Linked DNA regions of Homo sapiens: regions 1 and 2 are each linked to region 3. A link is a contact called in ENCODE Hi-C or POLR2A ChIA-PET data. All regions are on one chromosome and are shown on one strand. The core of a region is the stretch at or near the end of the contact, and the rest is flanking DNA. Distances in the headings are between cores, read along the strand shown.

Region 1 (2,903 bases), core at 244-2,743, 600 kb before region 3:
TGAGATCTCGGCTCACTGTAACCTCCGCCTCCCGGGTTCAAGCGATTCTCCTGCCTCAACCTCCCGAGTAGCTGGGATTACAGGCATGCGCCACCACACCCCGCTAATTTTTGTATTTTCAGTAGAGACGGGGTTTCACCATGTTGGCCAGGCTGGTCTCGAACTACTGGCCTCAAGTGATCCGCCCGCCTCGGCCTCCTAAAGTGCTGGGATTACGGGTATGAGCCTGGCCAATAGGCACTATTTCTTTCTTTCTTTCTTTTTTCTTTTTTAAGACGGAGTCTCGCTCTGTCGCCCAGGCTGGAGTGCAGTGGCAGGATCTCGGCTCACTGCAAACTCTGTCTCCCGGATTCAAGCAATCCTCCTGTCTCAGCCTCCCAAGTAGCTGGGGATACAGGCGCCACCACCACGCCCGGCTAATTTTTGTATTTTTAGTAGAGACAGGGTTTCACCATATGAGTCAGGCTGGTCTCAAAGTCCTGACCTCAGGTGATCCACCAGCCTCGGCCTCCCAAAATGCTGGGATTACAGGCATGAGCCACCACACCCCTCTAATTTTTGTATTTTCAGTAGAGACGGGGTTTTTTATGTCTATTATTTATTTTATGTCTATTATTTATTATTGTACACAACTGACGCTCCATCCCCCCCACCCCCGACCTTTTTCTTTTTTAGAGATGGGGTCTCGCTCTGTCACCCAGGCTGGAATGCAGTGGTGCGATAAGAGCTAAGTGCAGCCTCGAATTCCCAGGCCTCAGGCCATCCTCCTGCCTCAGCCTGCGGAGTAAATGGAACTACAGGTGCGCGCCACCACACCCAGCTGATTATTTCTAAATGATTTACTTCATCAACACTTCCCACATAAGTAGGGCACACATTAGGCGCTCCATAAATACTTGTCAAACGCCTACACGAAGGAAGATTAATGTCTGGCAAGAATGAATCCACCTTCCACCATGCCTACCCCGCTAAAAACTACATTTCCAGCCAGGCGTGGTGGCTCACACCTGTAATCCCAGCACTGTGGGAGGCCGAGGCAGGAGAATCACGAGGTCAGGAAATCGAGACCATCCTGGCTAACACGGTGAAACCCCGTCTCTACTAAAAATACAAAAATTAGCCAGGCGTGGTGGCGCATGCCTTTAGTCTCAGCTACTCGGGAGGCTGAGGCAGGAGAATCGCTTGAACCTGGGAGGCGGAGGTTGCAGTGAGCCGAGATCACGCCACTGCACTCCAGCCTGTGAAACAGAGCGAGACTCCATCTTAAAAAACAAAACAAAACAAACAAAAAAAAAACTACATTTCCCTGGGCGCTTGGCGCGACGCGCTCCCACCACGTTTGAAAGAGCGACAATTACTTCCCACGGCCCCTTACCGCCCCCTCCCGCCGGTGCCACAGTGGTTGATGGGAAGGTAGTTTTTACGCACTTTGGCCGGCCCCTAGCGATCTGAACCCAAACTAAATTTCCCAGCAAGCAGCGCGCCGGCCTGGGAAAAGGAGCAAGATGGCTGACTCCAAAGAGGGTGTTTTGCCGCTGACGGCTGCTTCCACTGCCCCAATTTCATTCGGCTTCACTCGCACGTCCGCACGGAGGCGGCTGGCCGACTCGGGAGACGGCGCGGGGCCATCTCCGGAGGAGAAGGATTTCTTGAAAACCGTGGAAGGGAGGGAGCTGCAGAGGTGACGCGCCGGGTCTTTCACCCCTTGGAAATCTCTGCGGTGGGCGTAAGCGGGAGGGAGGAATCTCAGTTGTTTGTCTTGGTGACAGTGACCTGTTAAGCCTGAAGCACAGCCTGAGTAAATTCGTGGAGGCCAGAAGGCGGGAGTTTATAGGAGGGGGTGAGGAAATTGGGCCTGATAGCTGTGGGAATTGCGAAGAGAGGATGTATTACTGAGAAGAAGTGTCTTTAGGACTTGAAGACACTAAGGTCTGTGCGTTCTGGGAGAAGGAAAGAATGAGAAAATGACAGGACCTGCTAGTGTCTCAACTGAAGGGCTGAGGCGTCCCCGATATGGGGAACGGGATGGAGCGGCAGATTCAGGTTGATGGAGGCCACCATCAGCTTAATGAGGAGAGGAGTGTCTGAGGGGTCTGAGGGAGGGATTTCCAGAAGAGAATCAGGCATCTAGGAAGCTGTTTGGGAACCTGGAGCTGGGGAAGGTCTGGGCTGAAGATAGTGATTTGTGGGCCATTGTAGAAGCCGGTATTGAGTTAAACAGAGAGTGCAGGACTTATTTCTCGAAGGCACTGACATTTATGAGTTGGGGGCACTGGGGAGATAATCCAGAGAATGCACGATCAGAGAGGAACAGGAGATCCAGACATGGAGTAGGGAAGACATGGTCTGTGGGGCTGGGGTGAGTTTGGCTCTTGTGTTTTCTCTGAATGAAGGAGTGTGACCCACTGACCCTGCCATTCTCCCAACCCCACCCCTCTGTGTCCACATCAGTGTGAAGCCCCAGGAGGCCCCCAAGGAACTCGTCATCCCTTTGATCCAGAATGGCCATCGCAGGCAGCCACCAGCCCGGCCCCCTGGGCCATCCACAGATACTGGGGCCTTGGCGGATGGGGTGGTGTCCCAGGCTGTGAAGGAGCTCATTGCGGGTGAGTGATACCCCTTTACCCTTCCCCATTGAAGGAAGAAGAGGAAGAAGGTGGAAGGATAGAGTGGGACTTCATTGCTCCCTCCTATTCTTCCTTTAGAATCCAAGAAGTCTCTGGAAGAGAGAGAGAATGCGGGTGTCGACCCCACGCTCGCTATCCCCATGATCCAGAAAGGATGCACCCCCAGCGGGGAAGGGGCAGACAGCGAACCCCGGGCAGAGACAGTGAGCTGGCCCCTTGTCCCCCTCCTGCCCCAGCCTTTCTTTGCCCTGTCCGCCAGGCTGTGTCCCTGCACGT
Region 2 (3,376 bases), core at 769-3,268, 650 kb before region 3:
GTATTTTTAGTGGAGATGGGGTTTCGCCATGTTGGCCAGGCTGGTCTTGAACTCCTGACCTCAAGTGATCTGCCTGCCTCGGCCTCAGCCTCCCAAAGTGCTGGGAATACAGGCATGAGCCACTGCGCCCGGCCCCAATTTCTACTACATTTGGGACAAAGTTCTTGCAGATGGTAGTCTAGTGCATTGACAAAGGGGCCGCCTGTTTGTACCTCTCACCAAGGTCCTTGTGTCTGACAAGGGACTTCCCTTCACAGCAAATGAAGACCTTGGGAGGCAAAACCAAGTCCTGGGCCAGACTTTCCTCCATGTCTGAGGACAAGTGTGACTTGCTGTGGGTCACACGATTTCTGCCAGAAGCAAAGGCAGAAATGGTCCCTGGCTCCTCAAACCCTTCGCTCTGTGCTTCAGAGCTGCTCCCATGGCCTTTACCCCTGCGACGATTTTGGAGTGGTTTCCTCTCTCAACAAGGACAACAATGGAGGTGATCAGGTAGAGGATTGCCGCTATGAGGGTTCGGAAGAAATCCTGTGAGGTGTAGGGAGGAGAAGAGGGAAGTCAGCAACCACAGTTCCCCGACAATCCTAACTGCCCAGACCCCTCCCTGGTCTTGCCATTGTGGACCCCTTCTCACACTCCAGGGCCAGTTGATGAATGGTATCTTGGTGTGCAGGTCACACATGTAGACAACAAAGAAAATAGCAGCAAGGATCATCTCAATCACCGACAGGGAGGAGTAGCCTGGTGTGGAGGCACTGAAGCAGATCAGGATCACCAGGCATAATATCTGGAAGGGTGACATGGGAAAGGGGACCTCAATCAGCAACCAGGGCTGAGAAGATTGGTTTAAATTGGGGGTCCCATACTAAGATGCCTACGAGGGCTGGGGAAATGACATACAATAATAGCTAAACACTTTTTATGTGCTCACTGTGTTCCAAATTCAATCATCACGACAATCTAATGCTCTGGGTACTATTATTACTCTTTCTAATTTATAGACGAGAAAACTGAGGCACAGAGAGGTTTAATGGCTTGGCCAGGGTCACCCAACAAGTAAGGAGTAGAGTTGGGTGCCTCAGTTTCCTCTTTTCCCTTCTAGGTTACGGGCAGCCTGAGGGGAGTGGCGCTGCCAGGTGTTTTGTGAGCCCCGCTGACGCCAGCTTTGTGGCCTTGACCGGGGCGGAACACGCGGTTCCCCCAGCAACCCCTTTGGGAAGCGGTGAGAGTGACACCAGAGAGGCAGGACTCCGTTAAAGGCGCCGCACCCCTTTTACAAGTGACTCAAAGGCGGCGCCCACTTTGAGAAGGGTGGAAACCCCGAAAAGCTAAGGACATCCCGCCCGGCCTCTGAAGGGCGAGGAAGAACTGGCGAAGGGCGGGGCGCTCTACACCGCGGGACTAGCGCGGGGCGGGGGGGCCCCACCCCAACAGGCCCTGCCCCTGGGCGCGCTGCCAGCCCGCCCTCCTGTGCCCAGGCCGCGCCACGCCCTGCCACAGGAGGCCCCCACTTCCCAGCACCCTGGGACCCCTTCGATGCGTCCACTGATGAGTTCACGCAGGCTGTCCCCACGTAGCCCTCCGTATGCGTTATAGGCTCCTTGCTTCACCCCGGGGACCACCAGATCTCAACAACCTTCGTCAAACCCCACCGACTCGCCCTGCGCCCCGGGTTTCGGGCCTCCACCGTGAACCCACCCACCTGCACCCCACTGCCGAGCGCCCCGGCCAAGTGCCTGCCTCACCCGGACCATCCAGTTCCGCATGGTCCAGCCACCCCATCCCGCTTTTGCCCACGCGCCTGCCCCAGAACGCTCACAATCTCAGCAAACAGGAGGATTCCCTTTCGAGTGCGCGAGAAGTTGGTGCAGGCGGCCCAGCAGCCAGGAGCCGAGAGGCGCTCAGAATCCGCCATGGCATGGGCTGGAGTCCCTGGTGCCTCGGAGGATCTGCTCACTTGCTCGTGGTTTCGAGGACGCTGTACACCCAGCTGTCTTGCCCGCCGTCTGGCCGGGAAGGGGGCCCCGGGGCGAAGGAGGGAGTGAATCACCGCGCAGAGCTGACGCGGGCGGGGCCGGAGCCGGGCCAGGTGGCTGCCGCCCCGGAAGCCCCCTCGCCCCGCCCCCCAAGGATACTCCCAGCCTGGCGCACAGCCCCCGGGGCGCCCCATCGCAGGGGTGCTTGGCAGCTCCAGGTACCAGGAGCAGTAATAGCGGGACCCTTCGCCTTTTTGGAATGCAAATGCACCCGAGACAGCTTCAGCTTAGAACCGCGGGAATCTGGCTTTGGGATGGAGTGACTCAGTTTCCTTAACTGAATAAAACGGCCGAGGCAGAGTTAAATCCGAAAGACTTGGGGCCCAGTATGTTGCCAGAATTCGGAATATTTTTGATTTCAGAAAGTTTTCCCATGCATATACTCTCAGCGGGGTTTGGAGCTGCCGCGTTACAAAAAAAAAAAAAAAGGGCCAGGCGCGGTGGCTCACGCCTGTAATCCCAACACTGGGAGGCCGAGGCGGGTGGATCACCTGAGGTCGGGAGTTCGAGACCAGCCTGACCAACATGGAGAAACACCGTCTCTACTAAAAATACAAAAATTAGCTGGGCACGGTGACGCATGCCTGTAATCCCAGCTACTCGGAAGGCTGAGGCAGGAGAATCGCTTGAACCCGGGAGGCAGAGGTTGCGGTGAGCCAAGATCATGCCATTGCACTCCAGTCTGGGCAACAAGAGCGAAACTACGTCTCAAAAACAACAACAACAACAAAAACGGTATTTCTTCAAGAAAAGGTATGAACGTTCACAATAACTGGGTAAGGATTGAAAAGTGTTCCTCGGCTGGGCGCAGTGGCTCATGCCAGTAATCCCAACACTCTGGGAGCCTCAGGTGGGAGGATCGCTTGAGCCCAAGAGTTGGAGATCAACCTCGGCAACACAGTGAGACCTCATCTCTACAAATAATTTTAAAAATTAGCCCAGGCGGCCGGACGCGGTGGCTCAAGCCTATAATCCCAGCAGTTTGGGAGGCCGAGGTGGGCAGATCACGAGGTCAGGAGTTCGAGACCAGCCTGTCCAACATGGTGAAACCCCGTCTCTACTAAAAATACACAAAAAATGAACCGGGTGTGGTGGCGCTCGCCTATAATCCCAGCTAGTCAGGAGGCTGAGGCAGGAGAATCGCTTGAACCTGGGAGGTGGAGGTTGTAGTGAGCCAAGATTGCGCCACTGCACTCCAGCCTGGGCGACAGAGCAAGACTCCGTCTCAAAAAAAAAAAAAAAAAAGAAAAAAGAAAAAAATTAGCCCAGGCATGGTGGCACGTGCCTGTAATCCCAACTACTCGGGAGGCTGAGGTGGGAGGATTGCTTGAGCCTGGGAG
Region 3 (2,765 bases), core at 266-2,765:
TCAGCCTCCCAAAGTGCTGGGATTACAGGCGTGAGCCACTGCGCCCGGCCTACATTCTGTTTTAAGACCATGACTAAAGGCCAGGCACCGTGGCAGGTAATTCCAGTGCTTTGGGAGGCTGATGCAGGAGCAGCACCTGAGGCCAGGAATTCAAGTCCGGCCTGGGCAACACAGCGAAACTGTCTCTAAAAAAATAAGAAAATCAGTCAGGTGTGGTGACAAAGGCCTGTAGTCCCAGCTAGTAGGTAGGCTGAGGCAGGAGGATCGCTTTGAGCCCAGGACTTCAAGGCTGAAGTGAGCAGTGACCACATCACTGCCCTCCAGTCTGAGACTCTGCCTCTAAAAAAGAAGGCCGGGCGCGGTGGCTCACGCCTGTAATCCCAGCACTTTGGGAGGCCAAGACGAGTGGACCACTTGAGCTCAGGAGTTCAAGACCAGCCCGGCCAACATGGCAAAACCCCGTCTCTACTAAAAATACAAAAATTAGCCAGGTGTGGTGGCGTGCGCCTGTAGTTACAGCTACTCAGGAGGCTGAGGCAGGAGAATCGCTTGAACCTGGGAGGCAGAGGCTGCAGTGAGCCGGGGTCATGCCACTGCACTCCAGCCTGGGCAACAGAGCGAGACTCTGTCTCAAAATAAAATAAAAAAGAAAAGAAAAAGAACATGACTGAAACACAAGGCCACAGAAAGGCTGAAAGCTTGTTCCAGCCCTTTAGAAGCCATATTATGATGTGGTAGAAACAGTCCCGGTCTCAGCCCTCGGGGGTCAAAGTCTGGTGGGAGGCACATGGGAACAACACCTGATCCCAGCCCTCCCTGGTCACAGTCTGGCGAGGGAGATACAGGACCAGGCCTGGTGTCTTCCTTCAAGGGTCACAAACTGCTCACGACCACCAAACCCAGTCCTGTGCTCCGGGGTCACGGTTTGGTAAGAGACACAGGAACCAGGCGTGGTCCAGTTGCACAGGTCAGCGTCTTAAACCGTTCAACAAAAAGCTATTCCCTCCCCCACGTAGTCCTGAAAACTGCAACTGGGGGACAGAGGAAAGAAAACGAATCAGAACTACAACCCTCGGTGCCAGCGTTTGGAAAGCCAGAGCCTCCCCGCGAGAGCGTGCAACGCCGTCAACCTGCAGGGAAGAGACGGATATTGAAAGGCCGGTGTCTGGCGTGCAGCGCTAGAACGGAACACAAAGCCGGTCAATCCGAACCAGAACCCTCCAGTCCCGCTGCCCAATGAGAAGACGGATCTTCTGTCCTCTGGACAACCGTGCGGTAGCTGGGGGTCTCGCGCAGGCGCAAAAGGGCGGTGGGGGGGGCGGGTGGCAAAGGGTCTCGCGCTGGCACGCCGAGGGCTGGCCGCGTAGCCGGGGAGAGCTGGGGGAGGGAGCAGGGGCCGGGTGGAGGGCACTCACCAAGGCGCGCGACGGCAGCGGCCTCCCACGCTGGCTCCGGGCTCTCTTTAGGCTGGGTCTCGCGCTCTGTCACATCCCTAGTTCGGGCTCATCCCCTAGTGGGTTCTCTTGCCTTACGGAGCGAGCCAATGGTGAAGCGAAGAAGGCGGCCCGTGCCGCTCCCAACCAATAGACACTCTCTTTGTACCTCTAGCCCCGCCCCCGCGCGTGGCGCCATTTTCACCTGAGTTAGGTTTGGGGTGGAGACTGGGACGCGCCAAGGTTAGTGGGCGTTTTGGATCCGTAGCCAATCTGCATCGAGTCCTGGCTTCAATTTCCCCATTCCCTTATCAGTCGATCAAAACGGGGACTCATTAAGGTCTGTACCCGCTTCTTCCGCTGGTGAAATTAGCGTTGCGTTGCATCCTTTCACCTCCGCCCTTTTCTAGGTAGAGTAACCCTTAGTATAATGCAACGAAACTGTTACAAGCAGATCACACGCTATACACTGCAACCACCCCCTCCCCAGCTCTTCAGTGCTCAGAACTCCTCAGTCCTAATAGCAGCGGTCATTCTCTCTTCTCCCGACCTCAAGTCAGAAGAACTAGTTAGAACCCAGGCCTCTCAGTCCTACTGACCAATTGGCATGAAGACCCTCAATCTCCATATGCCAGTTCTAAAAAGCCAATCAAACGCCTAACCACCAGTGGGCCCCCAGATGGAGCAATCAATCAGAATCCAGACCCATCCCAGACCTCCCATCCAATTAGAACCCACAACCCTCAGTCCTAAGGATAAATAGGCACCAACCCTTCATCTCTCTTGCTTTCTCTCCTCTGTGTCCCACTCAGAGCAACCAATCAGAATGGGGATCCTTCAGTTTTCCAGCCAATCAGGCCTCCCCCACATCCAACTATGCAATCTGTCCCTGCCCTGATCAAACCAAGCAGGACCAGGATCCTGCCATCTTCAGGCTCATCATCTAATCAATCATAAACTAACCATGAACCAATCACAGTCTGCTCTCTCTTCATGGTTTCCAGCTTCCAAACCTTTATCCATGCTGTGCTCCCTTCCTCACTCATTCCTATTCCCCTCTGAGCAGTGAAGAAGAAGCCTATTGAATATTTCCTACTTTTATTTGACAATAACAAATTGTATATAAAAAGGAAGAAGGAAGGCGGGGAGGCCCTGGATCTCCCCTTCTCTGTTTCCCCAAGCATCCCCCTCTAGGCCCCAGCAGGCACCACCCCCTTCCTGCCTTGTGGTGGGGTGGGGATTGACAGGCATGAAAATGGTGTGATTTTGTGTGTGTGTGTGTGTGTGTGTGTTGAGGTGTTGGGGGTCAAGGATGGAGGGGGTCAAGGAGTA

Evidence for each region. A loop is a pair of places that touch in the nucleus more often than their neighbours do. ChIA-PET counts read pairs that join two places held with the same protein, here RNA polymerase II (POLR2A). Pooled maps may share reads with other maps.
Region 1: a pooled map shows a loop between it and region 3 (6-fold over the local background). The contact joins the promoter of GPKOW here to the promoter of EBP in region 3. A Hi-C loop is called at or near these places in 1 of 37 single-sample maps with no recorded cell type and 6 of 50 pooled maps. POLR2A ChIA-PET finds 5 or more read pairs at or near these places in 2 of 52 experiments (HepG2 and OCI-LY7).
Region 2: a pooled map shows a loop between it and region 3 (4-fold over the local background). The contact joins the promoter of PLP2 here to the promoter of EBP in region 3. A Hi-C loop is called at or near these places in 1 of 37 single-sample maps with no recorded cell type and 6 of 50 pooled maps. POLR2A ChIA-PET finds 5 or more read pairs at or near these places in 5 of 52 experiments (GM12878, IMR-90, OCI-LY7 and 2 more).

The regions. Positions count from the first base shown.
Region 1 is chrX:49,122,325-49,125,227 of GRCh38, reverse strand. It overlaps GPKOW (G-patch domain and KOW motifs), which reads left to right and starts at 1,493. Exons shown (of 11, transcript NM_015698.6): 1 at 1,493-1,681; 2 at 2,452-2,606; 3 at 2,706-2,830. The coding sequence starts at 1,506. RefSeq lists enhancers at 516-1,169, 1,170-1,823.
Region 2 is chrX:49,170,540-49,173,915 of GRCh38, reverse strand. It overlaps PLP2 (proteolipid protein 2), which reads right to left and starts at 2,018. Exons shown (of 5, transcript NM_002668.3): 1 at 1,820-2,018; 2 at 635-787; 3 at 433-528. The coding sequence starts at 1,915. RefSeq lists silencers at 1,322-1,521, 2,042-2,141.
Region 3 is chrX:48,520,558-48,523,322 of GRCh38, reverse strand. It overlaps EBP (EBP cholestenol delta-isomerase), which reads right to left and starts at 1,515. Exons shown (of 5, transcript NM_006579.3): 1 at 1,416-1,515. PORCN (porcupine O-acyltransferase) reads right to left here. Exons shown (of 15, transcript NM_203475.3): 15 at 2,515-2,765. RefSeq lists silencers at 1,231-1,410, 1,471-1,700, 2,615-2,674.